Linked DNA regions of Homo sapiens: region 2 is linked to region 1. Evidence: read pairs that join two places in POLR2A ChIA-PET (ENCODE). Cell type or tissue: CD4-positive, alpha-beta T cell. All regions are shown on one strand. Links, peaks and the distances in the headings refer to the core of each region. The heading gives the core; the rest is flanking DNA.

Region 1 (11,773 bases), core at 1,685-9,684:
CTACTTCTTTGGAAGGTTTCCACTGACTTCAGGGAGAGTTCCAGAAGAAGCAGGGGGTGTCGTAGACAGCACAGGCTTGGGGTTGGGATAAGGAGTGTCAAGAATCTTGGCCTTGCTGCCAACCACTTATGTGACCTTGACCTAATGACAAAACCTATGTGGGCACCAAGGAAGAGGTGTGAATAGACATGGGGATGAACCACTAGCACGGGACCTGCAGGTGGGTCTCAAAACCTGCCCCGGTCAGTTCAGTGTGGAGGAAGGAAGTAGATGACACCCGATTAACACCTTCTGGAAGGCAGGCATTTTTTCATCGCCATCTTATCACATTTTTACAGCGACACTACAAGAAAGTTCCTAACCTGCATTCACAGATGAGGAAATCGAGCCCCAGAAAGGCTATGTGGTCTCCAGATCACAAGGAAGCAGGCATCAGAGAGGACTCAAACCCTGGGCTCTGTCTATCCGTTGAGGGCCCTTATTCCACCCACAGCACAAAGAGCTGGCAACAGGACGCCAGTCAGCACAACAGTCCTGGCCGCACACACACACTCCCCCATCTCCACCGCTCGCAGGCAGCAACAGACCCCCACAGAAGGGGCAGGCATTGGCCAGGCACGGTGGCTCACACCTGAAGTCCCAACACTCTGGGAGGCCAAGGTGGGAGGATCTCTTGAGCCCAGGCGTTCCAAACCAGCTCGGGCAACAAAGCAAGACGCCATCTCTACAAAAGAATTAAAAATTAGCCAGGTAGAGTGGTGCATGTCTGTAGTCCCAGCTACTTGGGAGACTGCAGGAGGGTTGCTTGAGCCTAGAAGGTCAAGGCTGCAGTGAGACATGATGGTGCCACTGCACTCTAGCCTGGGTGACAGAGTGAGACCCTGTTTCAAAAAAATTCAATTTAATTTTAAAAAGAAAGGGGCAAGCATCCAGTCTCGTGACATCAGGGCATCACTTAAATGGGACTGTACTGTTAAACCAAAATGTGGCCACGAAAATACCGACACATACAGGTGTTACATACAAAGGCTAACAAAATCACTTTCCCTTTTTCTTCTTCACTCGCGCCTGCTCTGAGTTAATTCACTTTCATTCAGCCTTGCCGGCACTGGCTGCCTTCTTTGGGCAGCAACACCCTGGACAACACCATCCTGGGCCCCTCAATCCTATGATCTTCAGCTTCCCTCTGAGTTAGAGGCATTTCGGGTCTAGGAACAAGCCCTCTGGGCTTGGAGAAAACACAAGAGGTCTCATTCCTACCATCTCCATGAGAGAAATCCATACACGGAGGGGGAAAAAAAAAAAGCCCTCTTTGATGTTTGCAAAGAGAGTCATAATATCTCCCAGAGCCAACATCTAATGATTCAGAATCATTGTTTCTGGGAGGCAAAAAATAGAAAGAAATATATTCTCTTTTCATAAATTCAATAACCTGATCTTGTGAAAAGAAAATGTAAGTTTTTTCTTTTTTAAATGGCACCAGCAGGGTCCACACAGGGTTACAATCCAGGATTTTTCCTAGTGAGGAGACTCTCCGGAGGCCTCAGATTTCTGCTGTAAATGGAGTTTCCCTGATCACATTCGAGGTCAATGGACTATTTCATGCCTTTCATCTTTAAGACCTGAAATAATTTCTCCTGCCAGAACTTGGGAGTATGTTGTACTGGTCTCTTTGCAGTCACAGGATTAAAAGCGTTTTCCCCAAATCATTTTTTAACGTCCTTATTAAACATGTCATAAGGTAAAGTGGGCAAAATCACTCACACTTTTTTCCTTAATCTTTGTAATAGCATCATTGTGCTGGGGGTGGCAGGGTAGAATGATAGGCAAATTGTCTTTTCTTTTCTTCCTTTTTTTTTTTTTTAAAGAAAAACACTTACAAAAATCCAAATAAGAGTAAATAATTAGGACTGGGTGTGGCGGCTCACACCTGTAATCCTAACACTTTGGGAGGCCAATGCAGGAGGATTGTGTGAGCCCAGGATTTTGAGACCAGCCTGAGCAACATACAGACCTCATCTCTACAAAAGAGGAGGAGGAAGAAGAAGAAGGAGGAGGAGGAGGAACTAGTTCTCAGCAGGAACCAGTTCTCAGCCTGAAAGACTCATTTATATTTAAAGTTAATTTCATTTAAAGATTTCTCCAAAAAAGGGCAGTCATGCAAGATTCTCCGTGCAGACATGGAGTTTCTCAGGAGTGCTCCTGCAAACTCAAGGGTGCCTCAGCCATCAGCGCAGGTTCCGTCCCCAGCCCGTTCCCTGGTGAGCCTCAGAAAGCATGCTGGCTTGGCTCTTCACAGCCCACACACCTTGGCACGTTCCATCCTCCTGCAGAGATGCTACTCTAGGGACACATGTTGTAGAAATAGGCAATTCTCATTCATAGGATGTGCAAGCTAAAGGGGCCTTTGCATCCTCTAAAGCTGACTCCTGGGTTTTACACAAGCACTTTCTCCTAAAATCGTGGAACCATAGCATCTCAAATGCAGAAATCAATCTCCTCCTACTCACAATTTAAGAAAAAGGGAAGAAAAAGTGTATCGCCAAGACAAGGGCATGAAACATTTTCCCCGGCTCAGGGGCCAGACGTTTAGGGGACAGGAGAGCGTCCTTTGTGGCAGCGATAGCCCAGGATGGATGTCAAGGGGTCAGAGCTGGCAGGCAGTTTGTCTTGGTGGCTTCATTAGAAGCAGGTGTTGAACCACAGCTTTTCTTCAGGGGCTGTTGGCCATTTGCTTTCAAGGGACAGACTCAGCTTGCAGAACGAAAACAGCAGGCGATATAGAAAGAGTCTTTTGGAATTAGACACACCTGGCTTTGAATCCTGCTCCACTGAACTATCTGGATAACTATAGGTCTCCAAACCTCCACTTCCTTATTTATATTCACCAGGATAATTAACACTGTGTCGGTCTAGGTCTCAGCAGAAAACAGGACTCCACTGGCCTGGATCAGCTGAAGAAAGCAAGTGGGACTCCTTACAACAGGGTGGGCAGTGTTAAGGAAACCAACAAGGACTGAGGCGACTCCCTGCCTCTAACAGCAGGACAGATGGAGCCAGGGAAGGGACTAGCTGTGGGAAAACCAGAGCCATGGAGGAGGGGCTGCTGATAATCGTGGGAGGGCAGTGGCTGCACAGTCAGGCTCCAGAGCACGGGGGAGCAGAGGGAAAATGCCCCTGCCTCTCTCTTCTCCGCCCTGATCTCCTGCTAGTGCCTCTCCCTCCAGTGGTCACACCCAACCAGAAACCAATCGACAAGGGAGCCCGGCAGATGCAGCCTAAGGGATCCCATCCTGGGGCTCAGAGCTGAGCAGTGGAGGGCAGAGTGGATGAGGACAGCAGGGGTAGAGGGAGCAGATGGGCACTACCCAGCAGGGCATCATTATTTAGCCTGTTATGAGGAGAAAGATGATGTATGTAAAACACTTAGTATGTAGCTTAACACATAGTAGGATCTCAACAAATGGGAGCTATTTTATCATCCTTGGTGTCTTTAATGCAGTTATATATGCATGTTGTTCTTCACTCAGAGAGCCTGTGAAGTACTCCTTGGAGGCCTAGTGTGTGCTGTGCCCTTGTGGAGATACAAGCAGTAGTGTGGTTCCGAGATGGCCTTTGGGGAGATAAGACATGGACACAGATGCCCGTGAGACAAGGCAGAGGCCACAAAGGACCACAACTTCTAGTTCTCTTTTTTTTCCTTTTCAATACTTGTAAAAGCTCTTTCTTTTTCCAATAGGATTCCAATTAGAATACACGTTTACTGCAGAAAATGTGAAACTTGCAGAAGAACATAAAGAAGAGAATAAAAATGACCACTCTGCCCTCTCCAGAGATAAGCACTGTTAATATTTTTGTGAATTCCCCTACTTCTATGCATTCTGTTTTGCAGAGTTGGTCTCATACTAGACAGTTTCGTAGCCTGTGTTTTTTTGTTTTTGTTTTCTTTTTCACTTCTTTCATAAGCATTGAAATCATTCCAAAAATAGCTTTTAATGGCTTCATAAGAGTAAATCACATGTTTGGGACAATGAACTGAGAATCAGCAGACTAACTTCTAATTGCAGCTTCATCAGTTATTAGCCACGTGACAACGACAAGTTACTTAACTTTTTCTGAGCCTCAGCTTCTTCCTTTGCAAAATGATGTGGGAGGGAAGATAAAGTAGGCATCTTATAAAGTTGTTGTAAAGAGAAATGAGATAATTATATGAAACTATTAGCTCAATGTCTGGGACATAGTGAAGCGCTAAATAGTAGTTATCATAATTGCTGTTATTAGTTCATAGCCATCCCTCTATTACTGAATATTTCAGGTGTTTTCAGTGTATTTTTACACAAATGTTAGGACATTTTTTAACTGAAATCTCTTTCCACAATTCAACTTTTTCCTTAGAATATATAAAGCTAGTGGTCCTGGGTATAAACATGTAAAAGTTCAAGTTCTGGAGTCAGGTTGTGTGAGCCGACGCCCCAGCCATATACGACTTACTAGCTGTGTGATCCGAGAAAAGTCACTTAACTTCTCTGTCCTTCAGTTTCCTCTTCTCTAAAATGAGATAATAATCGTATCATTTGTTTGAGGGTCAAGTGAGATGACAGAAGCAAAGCACTTGGCAAAAACCAAAATAGATATTAGCCAATGTTATTATCATGCATACTGCCATTATATGCTCTTTTTTTTTTTTTTTTTTTTTTTGAGATGTAGTCTTGCTCTGTCACCCAGGCTGGAGCGCAGTGGCGCGATCTCAGCTCACTGTAAGCTCCACCTCCTGGGTTCACACCATTCTCCTGCCTCAGCCTCCCCAGCAGCTGAGACTACAGGCACCCACCACCACGCCCCGCTAATTTTTTGTATTTTTAGTAGAGAACGGGGTTTCACCGTGTTAGCCAGGATGGTCTCGATCTGTTGACCTCGTGATCCGCCCCCCTCAGCCTCCCAAAGTGCTGGGATTACAGGCGTGAGCCACCGCGCCCGGCCTCATTATATGCTTTTAATTGCATTTAGCACTGGGCTAAACACACAGTAGACTTCCAATTAATACATATCATATTAAACTGAATTGAAGATCGGTTACTATGAGTGTTCCTTGAGAACTCTGGAAGGTACCCTGACTATTCATAAGGAGGTTAACCCAAGGCCAGTCCTCCCACATCTTACCCCCTCCCCCACTTTGGAAAGAACTTTCTTTTTGTCTCAGTTTGACTTACAAGACTGTTCATTTGTTACAGAGTTTCCTTGACAAACCCCCAAATAGTGTAAGACCTCTCCAGAGGCTTCTGGGATGACAGGCTAAGTCCCTCTCTCCAGTGGTGCCACCCAAGAGTTTAGGGACCCTTCCCAGGACTTGCGCCTATAGCTCTTTTCTTTTTTTTTTTTTCTTTTTTGAGACAGACTCTTGCCCTGTCACCAGGCTGGAGTGCAGTGGTGCAATCTCAGCTCACTGCAACCTCTGCCTCCTGGGTTCAAGCAATTCTCCTACCTCAGCCTCCCGAGTAGCTGGGACTACAGGCGCCCACCACCACACCCAGCTAATTTTTGTATTTTTAGTAGAGACGGGGTTTCACCATGTTGGCCAGGATGGTCTCAATCTCTTGACCTTGTGATCCACCTGCCTCGGCTCCCAAAGTGCTGGGATTACAGGTGCAAGCCACCGTGCCCAGCCAGCTGTTTTCTTACTTCTCACCCACAGCCTCTTTTGCTGTCTTGAGGGCATCACATTGCTTTATTCCAGGCTTGGGATTTGAGCATCTATTGTATTACAGCAGGGGTCCCCAACCCCCGAGCTACAGACAGTGGGCAATTAGGATCCGGGCCTCACAGCCAGAGGTGAGCAGTGGGCGAGCAAGCATAACCGCCTGAGCTCCACCTGTCAGAGCAGTGGCAACATAAGATCCTCATAGCAGCGCAAACCCTATTGTGAACTATTATGAGAATCTAATGCCTGATGATCTGAGGTGGAACAGTTTCATCCTGAAGCTATCCCCCCTGCCCCCACACTGGTCCATGGAAAAACTGTCTTCCATGAAACCCATCCCTGATGCCCAAAATGTTGGGGACTGCTGGTGTATAGGGTACTGTAGTAGGCACCAGATACTACCTGAGCTAGCTCTTATCTAAAGCAGAAAACTCTTGGCCAATAAATCAACTCTTAGTATTTGGCTCTTGTTGTGAACATAAATAAACATTTGGTGCTTCAGAGATAACCCCTTTAGTAAACCCAAGAGATATCCCCACTCACATGAGCAAATTATATACAAAATCCAAATGGGAAGATTAGTTTATGCCAAGGATAGGATTGTGTAATCTAGAAACTTGGCAATACAGGCATACCAGGACACTGGAGCTGGCAGTACCCTCTGCTGGGCTTGCTGTATAGCTACCAACCTCCGGTAGAAATAGTACCATTTAGGAGTTAGTAGATTGATTGATGAAGAGATGAATTTCCACATGCTGGGTACAAGGGATGGATAGTCAAGTGGCTAGTTACCGTGATCTAATTTTTTGAAATTCTCCTATGACAAAGCTTGAAACTCAGGTCTTGAATCCTCAGAGGTGATTTCCATGTTGTTAGATGTTAATGTGCATTGTGATACGTCACCCCCAAGCAAACCATCAGTTCATTCATCCCACAAAAGTTTATTAAGCACCTACTGTGTGCAAGGCACTGTTAGGATTCGTGGATTAACCATTGTCTAAACAGGAAAGGCAAATACGCAGCAAGTATTCCATAAATCCCTTATCCTTTTCCCAAACCAGACACTCATCTTGCCCCAAGCCCGGACATGGCCTCAGAATCCATCTCAACAGAGGGATCCAGGCAGTTCTTATCAATCAAATGGAATTAACATGCCGTATTAAACCTGTTTGCAATCTTGGAGCTAGAACACTGTAGATGCTTAGAGAATATGGAGACAAGAGAGCTCAGGAGGTCAAGGCTGCAGTAAGCCAAGGTGGCACTGCACCCAAGCCTCAGTGACAGAGAGAGACCCTGTCTCAAAAAAAAAAAAAAAAAAAAAAACCCAAAACAAAAACAAAAGCCAATCCTGGTCTGGAAGCTGGACCCTGCATCCAACCCTGGGGAATCCACTGGGGAGAATATGGAGACAAGAGAAAGAAGTCCAAGCAGTAATCAGCCATTTTGGAATGAGGTAGGATAATTTTCAAAACAGCTCCATAGCTGTGCCACCATGCAAGCTAAGCAAACACCATCTAGGGTGAGGGAAGCTAAGAGCACAGATGCTGCTATTTGACCTTAAGCAAGTCACTTTCATCTATCTGAGCTCCAGTTTTCTTATTTATAAAATGGGGGTGATAATAACAATGCCTACATCATAGCGTTGTGATGAGTAAATGAGATGATGCAATGCATTCAACAATGCAAAAATGTATTATCATTTAACGATGCCATGTATTTAACAACGCCTGTCTAATAGTAAGCCATTTGCTTTCAGTAACTAAATGTAGACTGTATTAGGTAAAGAAGAATAAAATAAATTATCCTCTTCCAACCAACCCATCAGTAGGAGGACATTCCAGACATGTGATAAAACAGAAAGATTTTAGGCCCAAGTTCTAGAACTACAGTTATCTTATTTCCATTAGGAAATACACTTATTGAAACTCACAGAGCTTGTTTCCAGGAACTGCCCCGGAATATAAACGCTTGGTCACTAGGGCATATATTTCTTGGCTGGAGCTCTGCCCCACCCTGAAACACACCCCATCAGAGAGCAGCAATAATGTAAAATGGCAATGTGTTCTCTCTTGCCTTGTCAAATGCCTAAAAGGCATATATTCTTTGATTTACGAAAGGAGACCCTCACCAAACACATGAAATATTACAGCAGAACTTGCATCTAGAACTCAGTGAGAATGCCAGATGTCCTATACTCCTATTCTGCCATCTTTTGTTGGTGAATATTTATCATTATTACATTACAAACACAATATAAGTCCTGAATAGACATTTAGGAAATACAGAGAAGGAAAAACAAGAAGATAAACCACCATTTAGGAGCAAAAAAATGTTGTTAACATATTAATATCTATCCAAACTCTTCCCTCTGCATGTTTAAATTTTAAGAAATAAGAGATTTTTAAATTTAAAATCACTGCTTAAATTATCTCTCTCTTTCTCTCTCTGTCTCTCTCTCTAGTTTATCATTACCAGTTCAAGATCCAGTTCATCAACCAAACTGAGACACCAATACAAACAACTTTTACCATGTCACTACTCGGAACAAAAGAGAAAATGCAGAAAATTCCCATCACTCTGTGAGTAGGAGGTGTAGCCCCCTAGGGTGATGACACACTTATTTTTCTTGCAGAACATAAATGGACTCTGTAATTTTCAAGAGTCAGGCCAGCTACAACTACTTTATTCCAGACGCAAACCAAAAACTATCTGAGACACATGTCAATCAATTTAGTTTATTTTGCCAAGGTTAAAGACATTACCGTGACACAGCCTCAGGAGGTCCTGGTGACCTGTATCCAAGGTGGTCAGGCTACAGCTTGGTTTTATACATTATAGGAAGATATAAGACATCAATCAGTACTTGTAAGATGTACACTGGTTTGGTCCAGAAAGGCAGGAGAACTCAAAGTGGTTTGGGGTTGGAGGTGCAGGGGAGCTTCCAAGTCATGGGTGCATTCAAAGATTTTCTGATTGGCATTGGTTGAATGAGTTTATCTAAAGATCTAGAATCAATAGAAGAGAGTGTCGGGATTAGATAAGGGGTTGTGGAGACCAAGGTTCTTATTATGCAGAAGAAGCCTCCAGGTAGCAGGCTTCAGAGACAATTGATTGTAAATGTTTCTTATCAGACTTAAAAAGGTGCCAGACTTAGTTCATTCTCTCCCAGATCAGTGAAAAGATCTGGATAGGGAAGGGAATTCTCTACAGAATGTAGATTTTCCCACCACAAGACAGCTGTTCAGGGCCCTTTCAAAATATGTCAAAGAAATATATTTTAGGGTAAAATAGTTTAATTTCTTTCAGGGCCTGCTGTCTGTCATGTGATGCTATACTAGAGTCAGGCTGGAATTTGGTGTCTTATTGCTACAAAAAGTCTGCTTCATCAGTCTTAAAATCTGGGTTTTAATGTTAATGCTGGTCAGTTGTGCCTGAATTCCAAAGGGAGGAGAGTATAAAGAGGCGTGTCCCACCTCCCCTTCCCACCATGGCTTGAACTTTGGAATGCCCTTGGCTGAGAGGAGGGGTCCATTCAGATGGTTGGAGGGCTTAGAATTTTATTTTTAGTTTACATGGGCTTGAGCATTTAAGCACCAATCACATACAGGGCACTGTGGTAGGCGCCAGATACTACCTGAGCTAGCTCTTACCTACAGCAGAAAACTCTTGGTCCACAAGTCAACTCTTAGTGTTTGGTTCTTTTTGTGAACATAAATAAATATTTGGTGCTTCAGAAACAACCCCTTTAGTAAACACAGCCCATCCCACATGGCCATCCTGGTCAGACAGGACATCCACCCAAGCCCGAACCCTCACGTCCCTCCTCAGCCTCTCCAGCTCCCACCAACTGCTCAATGTTATGCACTGTGGGCTGAGCAGACAGGGAAGCCAGAGATGGCCCCACTAGGGCCTGCAGTGCAGAGGCAGGTGGTGAGGGGCGGAGCAGGTGTTCCCAAGAGGTCCCAAGAGCCTTTCCAGTGAGTTCATAACCCAGAAATTCAAGTGGTATCTTTTGACTTGGCACAGATTTCCAATTTCAATCAGCCTGCTCTGCCAGCCTCCCCATCTGTCCTTCACCCTGTTACCCACCTGCTCACTCTGAGGCTCCCCAGCCTCTCTGGCCTCTCAACCCTCAGCATGGACTCTCCCTGGAAAGTGACACTAGCCCCTCACCCACTCCAGAGATGATCCTGAGCTTCCCGAAAATTGCCCCCAGCTTTGGATCTCTGATCATCACACTGATTCAGTCATTCAGCAAGCATTTGTTGATGCTCTGTCCAACACCTACCTAAGGATACAGAGGACCCTAGCCTCTGGATGCTCACAACCTGGCAGGGCGGGGGGATTCCTAAACAATTCTTCACAGCATACTCGGGAAGAGCTATGCCAAGCCACACAAGGGACCCCCCCCCAACCCCACCATCCATCTGCCTCGCCCTAAATCCACTGCTGCCTCTGCACTGCCAAAAATCTCTCCCAGGGGATGGTTCTCAATAGTGGAAAGGGCATCTCGCTGCTCTGTCAACGTTGGGATATTTTAGTGTCTTGGAGATTAGTGAGTAAAGCTGATCATGATACCTCAGAGTCTGCATTTAAATCTTGCTCTAAATCGGTGCATCCTTTTTATGTGTAGTTTTTCTATTACTGTTATGCCTCACTGTTTTAACAGAGGTTTCTATTTATATGGGGGGAGGAGCATTACTTGGGAGAGAGTGCATGCTGCAGGCATACTATGTTAAACCTACAGAGAGCTGAACTGTCCAGACGCCGTTGCCAAAGCCCCACTGTCTCCACAGCGGCTTCTTCCTAGAAGCTAAGCTAGAGAAAGTTAACTAGATTTGTTATAGTGGGACTTCTCGGAGCCTTTTTGATGTGTTAACCAGAAAATAGTATAGTTTTCGCAATTTTATTATCTGGAAATCCCTTTTTTATCCTGGCACACCTACTGCTAACTCTATCAATAGTCTGTTGAACACTAGTTTGGGAAATGCAGCAAAAATCCCAAGTCATTCAGGGAAACACAACACATCCTGAATGTGTGTGACCGTCACTTTGCTGTTACGACTAAACTGATTGTGTCTGATTTTCTTTGTGTATTCAAGGGGCAAAGGAATTGCTAGTAATAAAACGTATTCCTTTCTTATCACGCTGGATGTGGATATCGGCGAGCTGATCATGATCAAGTTCAAGTGGGAAAACAGTGCAGTGTGGGCCAATGTCTGGGACACGGTCCAGACCATCATCCCATGGAGCACAGGGCCGCGCCACTCAGGCCTCGTTCTGAAGACGATCAGAGTCAAAGCAGGAGAAACCCAGCAAAGGTGACTGCTGATTCAATCTCCTATTAACGTCCATTAAGCACCCACTTGTGCCAGGCAGTCTCACAATTTAATACTCACATTCATCATGTGAGGTGAGTATTATTAGGCCCTAGTGATGGAGTACAGAAGCTCAGAAAGGTGAAGTGACTATCCCAACTTTACACAGCCACAGGTGCCAGGACAAGGATTCACACCCAGGTCTTTGAATACACACCAGGGTCTCCCCACTGCCCGTGGCTAACGCTGCCTGCCTCTGGAGCCTGAGGACCATCACACGAACCCCAGGCTTCTCAAGCTTCGGTGCAGGTGAATCACCAGGTGATGTCAGTGCTGCCAGTCCAAGGTGCTGTGGTAGATGCAACATCTTTTTTTTATTGTTTGCCCAAAGAAAATCTTTTAACAGATCACAATATCAAAAATCTCGATGTATCTCTCTCTCTCTCTCTCTCTCTGTGGTCGTATCTTTCAAATGTCAGTTGCCAAAGAATCACTGGGAAGCCAAACACATTTGCAGAATTCCTGGACCTACCCGCAGATTCATGGTGGGCTTGGGAAGGGGTCCAGGATGCCTGTTGTTGAATCAGAGCCCTAAGAAACTCCAATGTAGAACAATGGGTCACCCGAAAGAAATGCTGCTGTGTTTGATTTAACATCTCCCGTGGCCCCAAAGTCTCCAGGGATACGAAGGAGCTGGGGTGGGGAGCAAAGAAAAGGAAGGACAGGGCTGGGCGTGGTGGCTCACACCTGTAATCCC
Region 2 (11,773 bases), core at 2,599-10,598, 200 kb before region 1:
ATGGAGTCACTCTGGTTCCACAGCCTCTGACATTTCCCCCTTCCCTTTTATAAGAGAACCCTTAACCCTAAGGGTTGTAGAGGGACAAAGATCCATCTTCTGTAACTTCTTCAGGCTGAATGGGGCGATCATATTCCTGCCTAACTGTTAGGGTCTCTTGTATTCAGGGTAGACAAGAGCTCAGTCAGAAAGCATCAGTATGTCAAGGGCCACTCATAACTCAAGTTCTGACAAAAGATGATATCCAAAGTTGGCCAATCATTGCTGCAGTCTATTTCCTTTGGGTTGGAGGTCTCAGTATCATCCTTTCATGGTTCGCCAGAAAGATGTTATCAGAAAGGGGTCCAGATCCAGACCCCAAGAGAGGTTCTTGGATCTCACACAAGAAAAAATTTGAGGCGAATCCACAGAGTAAAGTGAAAGCAAGTTTATTAAGAAAGAAGGAATAAAGAATGGCTACTCCATAGACAGAGCAGCCAAAACATAGAGACATTTAAAGGCTTTTGTTAATATAGCTCAGCTTATTTTGAGGACTCATTTGCAAACCAATGTTTTACATCTGAAAAGAAATAGTGCAGTGAAAGCATCACACTCAAGCTTGTCCAAGCTTTGGTGGTTGTGGTAGCAGTGGCTTGGGATATTCAATATAAACATATTACATTTACTGTCTATAAGCGACTATTTTGGGTACAAGAGGAATGTGAATAAGGGTGACAGGATCCTGGCCTCAAAGAGCAAAGGATCTGGGAGAAAGATGAACAATCACTGATCAGGTATGACACACAAAAAAATTCAAACAAATCCTTAACAAAATTTTAAGTCGGTTTGTGGAGGGGGTACTATGGTAAAACAAGGCAGTTGGGAAGATAACTTCTTATACTGTGGTCTCAAAAACCTCCTAAAGGGCAGTGGCGCCTTGTTTTTATAATCAATACTAGCAGTACCGTACATTTATACCAAGTCTAGGATTTGGAAAGTGGTTTGAGGATTTTCCATAATTTCCTAGGTTTATGGGTTTTGCATCTTTGCTTTTATGATCTCCTGTTGGCCACCACTTGGTTTCCTTGTTACCAAGTCACTGGCACGCAGCCGCCATATTTTTCCGGTAGAGTTTCATTTTACAGCAGCCCATTCTGCACCAGGGGCTTGAGGACTGCACTGTGTCTTCAAGGCGGGGGCCGCTTACATTCGTTGCTGTTTAGGCTGTTTGCTACTGGCCCCCGGAGGAGGCTCTAGGGGATGGAGGGAGACCTGCCTTGCTGGCTTCCAGCAGCACACGCTTTTTCCCCTACTGAAAAGCTGAAGGGACCTTCAACACCACAACCAAACTTCAACAACTTAAAGACAGCGCTGTGTGACGGCCCTAGAGTCAGAAGTTCTGAATTTGACCTTGGTTTCACCACTTAGCAGCCATCTGATCTGGACAACCTGCTTACACCTCTCACCTTTCTTTCCTCAACTGTAACACAGAGCCAAGAAGGATCATGGAAAGACAAAAAGATAATGGATAGGAAAACACTTAAAAAGAGGAAATTGTCTTTGAAATATCAACATTTATTATGTTTTTAAAAATCTAAATGAAAGATTTTGTAGTCCCTCCTCTCTGAACAAATTCTGATGTCCACACTAGGGGCAGTGGGGGACACTGATGTATTCTTTGTCAATTTTAAAATGCATGGTTTAAAGTGATGTGACAGAAGAACCATTTCTCGAGCTTCATTCTGTCCCTGGAGAGGCAGACTTTAGCTAGCTAAAAACACATTTGAGTGTGTGGCTAAGGTTTTAAAAGTTAAGGGGAAATACGCCGGGACACAGTGGCTCAAGCCTGCAATCCCAGCGCTCTGGGAAGCCGAGCAGGTGGGTCACCTGAAGTCAGGAGTTCGAGACCAGCCTGGCCAACACAGTGAAATCCCATCTCTACTACAAATACAAAAAATTGGCCAGGCATGGTGGCATGCGCCTGCAGTCCCAGCTACTTGGGAGGCTGAGACCAAAGAATTGCCTGAACCCAAGAATCATGCCATTGCACTCCAGCCTGGGCAACAGAGTGAGACTCCATCTCAAAATAAATAAATAAATAAGTTAAGGGGAAACTTGGAAGGATAGCTAAGTGGGAAAGTTTCTTTAGGGTTTACAAGTTGATACCAGGCTTCTCTCCTTAACCACACAGACTTCCAAGCCATCGGCAATTATCTTCCACTCCTTGGTCTATAAAAGGGGCATTCAGGGAGCAGATATTGACATGGTTGGCGGAGGATCAGATACTCAGCCAGGCTTCTGGACAAATGAAGTTCAAAGGATGTGCCAGCAAAGATTTTCAAATAAGAGCTTCTACTTTGTGAGCCTGAGAAGAAACCCGCAGACTTGTTGTTTTATCCCACTTTCACTGGATAGAAAAAACACACATAAAACATACACTTTCTACACACCAAGAGAAGGAAATATTACCCCCAAGTGATTTAGTTAGGCACACCTGGAAGCCAACTCAAAGAGACTACATTTTCATCCAGAGAAGCTCAGGGAAGAGAGAAAAGGGACTAGAACATGCTCCCCAATCAATCTCCCGACCCCGTTGCCACCCAGCCATGTCATCTGTTCCACCACAGTCCCTGAGAGCAAGACCGAGGCTTCCATCCCCACCCCTCCCTCTCCATCCTCACACACATGCCCTGGGCCAGGCTAAGGAGGCGTTGCATGGATCGGCCTCCCTGGCTGTTCACCCCACTCCACTCCCCATCTGCCTTCAAGGATCCTCCCCTGAGCTTAGCAACCTCTGGAGACCCCTACCTGTTCAAGAGTGAAGCCCAGGTCCCCACATCTAATGTCTTCCAAGCACTCCCACCCGCCACTAGGCAGTGCCCAGCCCCCAGCTTTGCTCTCCCCGGGGGCTTCCTCTCACAGCTCTTTCCTACAGATCCTCTTTCTACCTGCAGCCCTGAGATCCCCACACCTGCCTGCACTTGAAAGAGGGTCCAGGCAATTCCCAGGACGCCCTATATATAACTCAGCTCCTGCTCTGTGAATTCACAGCCCTGGTCATGCGGAGCATGCGGAGCCCTGCCTGCTCCCCGCCCAAAAGAAGTGGTATTTTTAGAGGGACTGCAGAGTGAAAAGGGTCAGCACAAGCTGCAGTGGCAAATCCATTGAGTAAAAACACTTAAGTGGAAAATAATAATAATGATGAGAGCTAGTGCTTTCAAAGGCGCCTTCCTATTTGCATGTGCTTTCACATCCATCATCCCTCTGACTCAACATCATTCAGTGGGGAAAGGAAGCAGGTGTTCGCTCCATTTTACAGACAAGAAATATAAAGCTGGAGGAAGTTAAGCGCCTGTGGCAGAACCCAAAACTTGGGGGTTGTTAGTGCTCAAGGCCTCCTTAGCTTCTGGCAATGAAGAGCGAGCACTGGTGAGAGCAGGGAGTTTGAGCCCACCCTGCTGGCCTCCTTTCAGGTTCCAGGCCACCCTGCCCAGCACAGTCAGCCAGCAAAGACAGCGGGCCCACCTGCAAGAGACAGCGCAAGACTCACCCCTCAGCAAACGGGAGCGTGTTGTAAAACAGAATGTCCCAGAGAACAATGTGGAGGCTGGCATCCTGATTAGAGACTCCTACGGAGTGAGGCCTGGCTACCACTAACAACAAACCATAAAAGCCGAGCCGCAAGAGTTATGACCCTCCATCCTCCAGGAAAGCAATAAAACCACGCTCCACATCCTCTGAACTGGGCACAAATGGATGGCCGGTATTGATTATAGACAAAACAAATCAGCCACATACCTTCCCTGCAGCATTTCCCTCCTCCTCTCCCTGACACCCTAAGAGGCGGGTTTTGCCATGTGTAGCTGGCTCTTCTTTCTTCCAACAAGTGGGAAGAACCTGGTCTGGAAGGTGGCTCCTGCCAAGAGCAGAGCCAGCACATGGACCTGTGGATGGGGGTTCTGAGCAGCTGTCTGTGGTGAGGGGCTTATACCAGATAAAAACGCTAGGGCTGCCCTCTTTGGCAGAAGGAAGGGAGCCAGGGTCCAGACACGGTGGCTCACACCTGTAATCCTATCACTTTGGGAGGCCAAGGCAGGCAGATCACTTGAGGCCAGGAGTTCGAGAACAGCCTGGCCAACTGGTGAAATCTCATCTCTACTACAAATACAGAAGTCAGCCAGGTGTGGGCGCACACACCTGTAATCCCAGCTACTTGGGAGGCTGAGGCAAGAGAACTGCTTGAACCCGGGAGGCGGAGATTGCGGTGAGCAGAGATTGTGCCACTGTACTCCAGCGTGGGCAACAGAGCGAGACTGTCACAAAGAAAAAAAATAATAATAAAAGGAAGGAGGGGAGCTAGGGAGGACACCCCTCCAGCTCTTCACCTTAGGCGCAGCACCTCTCTCCCTCAGGCTGCACCCCCTCTGGCAGATAGAGGTGGGGGTCAGGGGCTCTGACACTGCCCAACCTCACAGGAACAAGAAGGGGATTTCCTCTGCATCCCACATGAGCCGGAATGTGGGGGCCCACTTTTCAGGGCCATCTGACTGTTTTCTCCTTCTATTTCTAGCTCCAAAGCTTCGCTGTCTTCTTAGGAACTCACTTCTCCTCCTAGGAAGAGAAAGGTGGGCAACTCTTACGGAGTATTCATCAAAGGAAAAGGGCCCTAAGATGGGAAGGAGACTCCAATATCACAGTACTCCTGCAAACACTGACTCATCTCTCCTGAGGTAGCCCTAAGGAGCAAATGGAAAAACTAGAATTAGGATTAGGGTTAGGATTGCTATGGGTATTTGAGGTAGAATTGGTATTGGCATTAGTATTTGGATTCATATTAGTATTTGTATCCATATTGGTATTAGTATGAGTCTTAGCACTTTATAAGGACAAATAGTGGGTATCACTAACAGCTAGGAAGTCCAGTGCTGTCCCATCTTGTACTCTACTCTCCATACAGACTGGAGATTGTCTCTGGCAGTAAGCACAAGCATGAAGGCTCTTGAGTTCTGTTTAACCCAGGGCCAGCATGGGATGGCAGTGCACCCTCCTGGGGCCCCAAGAGGAGAATGGTACAAGCCAGGTCTTAAGCACAGCTCCCAAAACTTGCGTCAGGTCAGGGTTACAGCAAGACAGTGGGAAATATGTCCAGATATGAGGACAGGAGGCCAGAGTCAATTCTGAATGACATCATAGGATATGATAAGGATTTTTCCTACAAAAATGAGTCACCATTCAGGTCCTGGAAGCTCTCTTAAGTCCCAGGATCCAGGGCCAGGACCCTTTCTCTTGCCCCCACTGCACTACCCCTCACCTGCATGCACACACACACACACAACCACACACATTCTGCAGTGAGCCTCAGTCACCTAACATCACTCTATTGCTTTGAGAACATTCGCAGAGCAGGAAGTCAAGCTTGTTAACTTAGCCAGGGTGAGCTTGAGGCTTGTTCCACAGGCGTCTGTCCCAGGCTGGCTGGTAATACCTCATTCACGGAGACTCTACACCACCTCAGCACTTTTTTGTGACAAGAAACCAAAGCTTCCAGGCTTCCCAAAGCATCAACAGGCCTGCTCTTTATGGGGCCCTTTAGCCTGTGATCAGCCCCGAAGTGCAGAGGTCTTTTGTGGGTAACAGGGCCCAACGTACCTTAGTCACCTTCAGTATCAGATGTCCTCCCAGGAAGGGCCAGCACCTCCCATCCAATCTTACTCTCACCTCACATCATGCATGGGAGGCCTTAGTATGAGACTTCACATCTCTGGGACTTTCCACCGCAGGAGGCCAATCCAAAGCCAAGGGTTTCCTTCTTTCATGTTATTTCATGACATAAAAGAAATCACCCACCCAGCGAGCTAGAGTCTGAAAAATCTGCATATTCCCCTACATTAGCATCCCTTTGATCTGTAAGGATGCAGAGGGAGGCATACCGCACTAGACTGTGGCAGCAGCTTCATCCTTTCCAGTTCATTTCCTACTTCCTGCTTTGTGGGCATAGATTCTCACACATACCTGGAAACCAGGTAAGCATCTGGACCAGTGAAATATGTGACTTCTGGAAGCCCATTAGCAATCAAGCTCTGGTATTAGAGTTAAACCTTTGATAACACAAACAAAGCTGCTTGTGCTTCTATTTCACAGCACTGGAAAGAGTTCTACAATTTCCCAACAAATGATATCTGAAAGCATCATTTTACAGGTGAGAAAATGTAGGGATTCATTTCTCAAAGTACAATCCTCTGGCCAGTGGCATCAGTACAACCTGTGGGCAGATTCTTTCGCTTGCTCCACCCCAGGTTAGCTGAAGCTGGATTCGCAGTGGAAAGGCCTAGGAATCTGCATTTTAAACACACTCCATCCCCGCCCCTAGGCAATCTGTACACCTGACAATGGTCTAGAAGTATAGCTGGCTCATACAGTTCTGAGACCATAACCACCACAATATTGAGGAGACATCAATCTGGATAGCCTCAGAGGCTCTTTTCCTCTCCACTTTGAAGCTTAGCAAGGAGCTAGAGCAGCAGGTCTGTGCTAACCAAGAAAAGACTCTCTGTTCCTGGTCACAGAGCCCCAGAGGTGCCACTTCCTCAACCAGGGAGCTCCACTGATCCACAGAGGTCCCTTGCCCTTCAGTCCCCAACACAGGCAATGAACATCGTGCTACTGGAGCTCTTTCCATGGTGTATAGTCCTGCAAGGTCCAGCCCAGACAGGCCTCTCATTTTATTCCTTCAGCAAACATATATCGAAGGAGCTCTGTGCCAGGCATCGTGCTAGGTACCAGCAACATGATGAAAAAATGGAATGGCATCCAAAAGTGGGGCTCAGTATAGAAGAGCCTGAGAATTGCTTCTCTAGCCCATGGATTAGAGATTAGGTTGGAAAAGGCTTCAGAATTGGGAAACTCCCAGACAGGAGATGGAAAAGGAAAGAGCTCCTCTCAGGATGGCCCTGAAGGGAATATCAGGGAACACAGCCTTAAAAGGGTCTTAAAACCCTGTCCTGGCTAATGACCGTCTGTATGGCCTCAGTCTCATGACCGTCTGTATGGCCTCAGTCTCGGGAAATTGCAGGGGGAATGGTAGCCAACTTGGAAGTGCAATCATGTCCACTTTCCTGCTGTCTTGCCAGCCGCACAGCAGCCATTTAAGACGCAGAATTTCTTTTTGCAGCACATCTTCCCTAAAGTCTGAGTCAGCCTCACCCACATCTATACAACTGCATCAAGCTTTCTGGTAACACACACACACACACACACACACACACACACACACACACACGTCCGAGTAACCCAGAGCCCGCTGCTGCTGCTGTGACCAGGGACTTCCGCACAGAGCTCCATTCCTCCTCCTCCCCCAGTCTCATGTCCATCCTTACGCCCCCACTGGGGGAGTTAGATTTCTGCCTAACATGACCGCTCTGGCACTGCACCTCTCCAGGGTCTAGAGATCTATCCCCAAGCTACTAGTTGACGTCTGCTCCAAGGGGACTCTGGCACCGGCTGTGTGCCTGGTTCCCTCTGCTGTCCTGGCTACTGATGAGAGCAAGGGCTGGAGACTCAGACAGGCCTGAGCTACAACCCACATCTACCACTTACTAGCTGTGTTACCTTGGGCAATTTTCCTAATCTCTCTAAACCTCAGTTTCCACTCTGTGACTTAAGAAAAATGAGACCTACCTTGCAGGTTACATTGTAGATTAGAGATGATCTTCATAACACCAAATATCACAGCTACATACCAGGTGCTGACTACATGATGGCTATTGGTTTGTGTCCTCTGGCTCAAATAACCTCTCTATATCCCCCCAAAGGATCCAGGCATTGAGCTAAATACTCCTTAAGCCCCTACTCTGTGCCAGGCACTTTTCCAGGCACTGAAAATATGCCATGAACAACACACAATTCCTGTCTTCATGAAACTTAGATCCATAATAAAAGAGATAAAGTGCTTGTACTCATTCGCTAGGACTGCCATGACAAAGCATCATAAGTTAGGTGAGCTTAATGACAGAAATTTACTGTCCCCCAGTTATGGAAGCTAGAAATGTGAGAACAATGTGCCGGCAGGGTTGGTTTCCTCTGAGGGCTGTGAGGGAGAACCTGTTCCCTGCCTCTCTCCTGGTTTCTGTAATGACTGGCATTCTTTGCCTTATAGGATGCATCTCCCTATCTCTGCCTCCATCTTCACGTGGTGTTTTCCCTGTGTGCATGTCTGTTTCTGTGTCCAAATTTGCCCTTTCAGAAGGACACCAGTCATACTGGATTAGGGTCCATCCTAATGAACTCATTTTAACTTGATTACTTCCATGAAGATTCTATTTCCTAATGAAGTCACATTCTGAGTTACTGGTATTTCTATTTCAACATCCCTTTCCAGGAGGAAAAAATTCAATCTATAATGGTGCCCCTTTCTGTCCACTTACTCAGTCTCATTTGATTTGTGAGTTGAGTTGATTCCACACAGGAATCCTTCTAAGCCACCTTAATCTCCTAGAATTGGACATATCCAGCAAGTTCAGTTCACGCTATCTCCAAGAACCATCTCTGTCTCTCTTTCATCTGCTCTCAAGAAGGTAAAAGACCCCAACATGGACCTTTCCCTGTCTCAAAAGAGGGACTACATGACCTCCCACAGGGGCTCAGGCCATAGCCCAAGCTCCTCTTCCAGGGTCTCCAGCTCAAGCCACCTGCCCACCACACATGGTGCCTGATGCATGTGCCCTTGCCCCAGGCTCTAGATAAACGGTTTTACTCCCTGCACCCCATATTTCCTCTTACTCAGTCATCTTATATAAATGGAAAAATCATCTCTTTGTGAAATTGACTATCTCCTGCAGCTTAACTTGGAAGAATGTTTACATATTTGGCCCCAGGGAATCATAAACATCTTGCGGCGTATGTTAACAGTTACTACATGACACCATTCATTTTTACGATCTCAAATTACTAAGTGTTCCCACCAGGATCCTCCTCCAGTGGTTAAAAGACTGATGGGCTCAGTTTTCCTCATCAGGCCTCAGAGAAATGACATCATTGGTTCTGGCTTCTCCCCTTCAAAAAAAAAAAAACATCTCATAATGGGAAAAAGCAGAGGAACCAGCCACCAGGAGCAAGTCTTGTTGCAAAATGTCCAGAAATGCCCAAACAGAGGAAGTGTCAGTTAGTACAACTGATCAATGGTTGCAAGGGGTTGCGAGGAGGAAGAGAGGAATATGCCGTGCCCACAGAGGCATTTGGGGCAGTGAAGCTACCCTGTATGATCACTGCAGTGGTGGATAAGTGTTATTATACATTTGTCAAAACCCACGGAATGTACAACATCTACAATGAACCCTAATGTAAACTATAGTCTTTGAGTGATACGGATGTGTCAGTGTAGATTCATCAGTTGTAACAAATGTACCACTCTAGTGTGGTTCGATAGTAAGGGAGGCTGTGCGTATGTGGGAGCTGGCAATACGTGGAAAGTCTCTGTACCTTCCTCTCAATTTTGTTGTAAACCTAAACTGCTCTAAAATATAAAGTGTATTTTTAAAAAGTCAATTACTATAAAAGAATGGCAATCATTAGATTTGGTTTAAAACAGTGGTTTCTAAATACCGGTGAGTAAACCTGAGATGGATGTCAAATACAGACACCTGGAGCCTACCTACTGTCTCAGTCTGTTTGTGCTTCTCTAACAAAACACCTCATTCTGTGTAGTACTTTATAAACAATAGAAATTTTTTTTACAGTTCTGGAGGCTGGGCCAGCAGGTTTGGTGTCTGGAGAGGGTCCCAACTCTGCTACCAAGATGGCACCTTGCTGCTCCATCTTCCACAGGGGAGGGACACTGTCCTCACATAGGAGAAGATGGAAGGGAAAGGGGACAATCCCTTCAACCTCCAGCTCTTATAAGGGCACTAATTCCACTCGTGAAGACAGAGTCCTCATGACTGAATCATCTCCTGAAGGCCACACTTCTTAATACTGTTGCATTGGGGATTAAGTTACCACAAAAATTTTGGAACAGACACCATCATTTAAACCATAGCACCTGCTGAAAATCAGAATCTTATAGTAAAAGGAGAGAATCTGTATTTTAAAAGAATGCAGGGAGACAGGCTGGCAACATGGCCAAATGGGAAGAGCTCTGGTCTGCAGCTCCCAGCGAGATCAACACAGAAGGCGGATGATTTCTGCATTTCCAACAGAGGTATCTGGCTCATCTCACTGAGACTGGTTAGACAGTGGGTGCAGCCCACGGAGAGTGAGCCAAAGCAGGGTGGGGCCTCACCTCACCCAGGAGGCACAAGGGGTTGGGGAACTCCCTCCCCTACCCAAGGGAAGCCATGAGGGACTGTGCCATGAGAAACGGTGTATTCCAGCCTAGATACTACACTTTTCCCACGGTCTTCACAACCCACAGACCAGGAGATTCCCTCAGGTGCCTAAGCCACCAGGGCCCTGGGTTTTAAGCACAAATCTGGACAGCCATTTGGGCAGGTACCAAGCTCGCTGCAGCAGCTTTTTTTTCATGACCCAGTGGTGCCTGGAACACCAGCAAGACAGAACCATTCACTCCCCTAAAAAAGGGGCTGAAGCCAGGGAGCCAAATGGTCTAGCTCAGTGGATCCCACCTCCGACAGAGCCCAGCAAGCTAAGATCCACTGGCTTGAAATTCTCACTGCCAGCACGGCTGTCTGAAGTCAACCTGGGATGCTTGAGCTTGGTGGGGGGAGGGGCGTCCACCATCACTGAGGCTTGAGTAGGCAGTTTTCCCCTCACAGTGTAAAAAAAGCCGCCAGGAAGTTTGAACTGGGTGGAGCCCACCACAGCTTGGCAAAGCCACTGTAGCCAGACTGCCTCTCTAGATTCCTCCTCTCTGGGCAGGAAATCTCTGAAAGAAAAGCAGCAGCCCCAGTTAAGGACTTATAGATAAAACTCCCATCTCCCTGGGACAGAGCACCTGCGGGAAGGGGCGCGGCTGTGGGCGCAGCTTCAGCAGACTTAAACATCCCTGCCTGATGGCTCTGAAGAGAGCAGCGGATCTCCCAGCACAGTATTCAAGCTCTGCTAAGGGACAGGCTGCCTCCTCAAGTGGGTCCCTGACCCCTGTGTCTCCTGATGGGGAGACAGCTCCCAGCAGGGGTCAACAGACACCTCATAGAGGAGAGCTCTGGCTGGCATCTGGCAGGTGCGCCTCTGAGATGAAGCTTCCAGAGGAAGGAACAGGCACCAATATTTGCTGTTCTGCAGCCTCCGCTGGTGATACCAAGGCAAACACGATCTGGAGTGGACCTCCAGCAAACTCCAGCAGACCAGCAGCAGAAGGGCCTGACTGTTAGAAGGAAAACTAACAAACAGAAAGGAATAGTGTAAACACCAACAAAAAGGACATCCACAAAGAAACCCCTTCCAAAGGTCACCAACATCAAAGACCAAAGGTAGATAAATCCACGAAGATGAGGAAAAACCAGCACAGAAAGGCTGAAAATTCCTAAAGCCAGACACCTCTTCTCCTCCAACGCATCACAACTCCTTGCCAACAAGGGAACAAAACTGGACAGAGAATGAGTTTGACGAATTGACAGAAGTAGGCTTCAGAAGGTGGGTAATAACAAACTCCTCCAAGCTAAAGGAGTGTGTTCTAACCCAATGCAAGGAAGCTGAGAACCTTGAAAAAAGGTTAGAGGAATTGCTAACTAGAATAACCACTTTAGAGAAGAACATAAATGACCTGATGGAGCTGAAAAACACAGCATGAGAACTTCGTGATGCATACAAATATCAATAGCTGAATTGATCACGTGGA

The links. ChIA-PET counts read pairs that join two places held together with the same protein. Peaks named below come from ENCODE experiments on the same cell type or tissue, not always from the same donor. Only the 100,000 strongest peaks of a DNase experiment are listed, where the experiment ranks them.
Region 2: POLR2A ChIA-PET joins it to region 1 with 5 read pairs; 2 of 35 experiments call an interaction of 5 or more read pairs at or near these places.

What each region holds. Positions count from the first base shown.
Region 1 is chr15:58,552,705-58,564,477 of GRCh38, forward strand. It overlaps LIPC (lipase C, hepatic type), which reads left to right. Exons shown (of 9, transcript NM_000236.3): 7 at 8,160-8,277; 8 at 10,801-11,019. Among named protein-coding and RNA genes, the nearest start is that of LIPC-AS1, 60 kb to the left of the region's middle. RefSeq lists an enhancer at 8,484-9,013. In CD4-positive, alpha-beta T cell, for the core only: no CTCF peak of the experiment used is centred there; no DNase peak of the experiment used is centred there.
Region 2 is chr15:58,352,519-58,364,291 of GRCh38, forward strand. No RefSeq gene overlaps it. Among named protein-coding and RNA genes, the nearest start is that of LIPC, 74 kb to the right of the region's middle. RefSeq lists enhancers at 5,254-5,333, 10,309-10,368, 10,439-10,518, 10,628-11,128. In CD4-positive, alpha-beta T cell, for the core only: no CTCF peak of the experiment used is centred there; a DNase peak (open chromatin) is centred at 5,793; H3K27ac peaks cover 528 bases.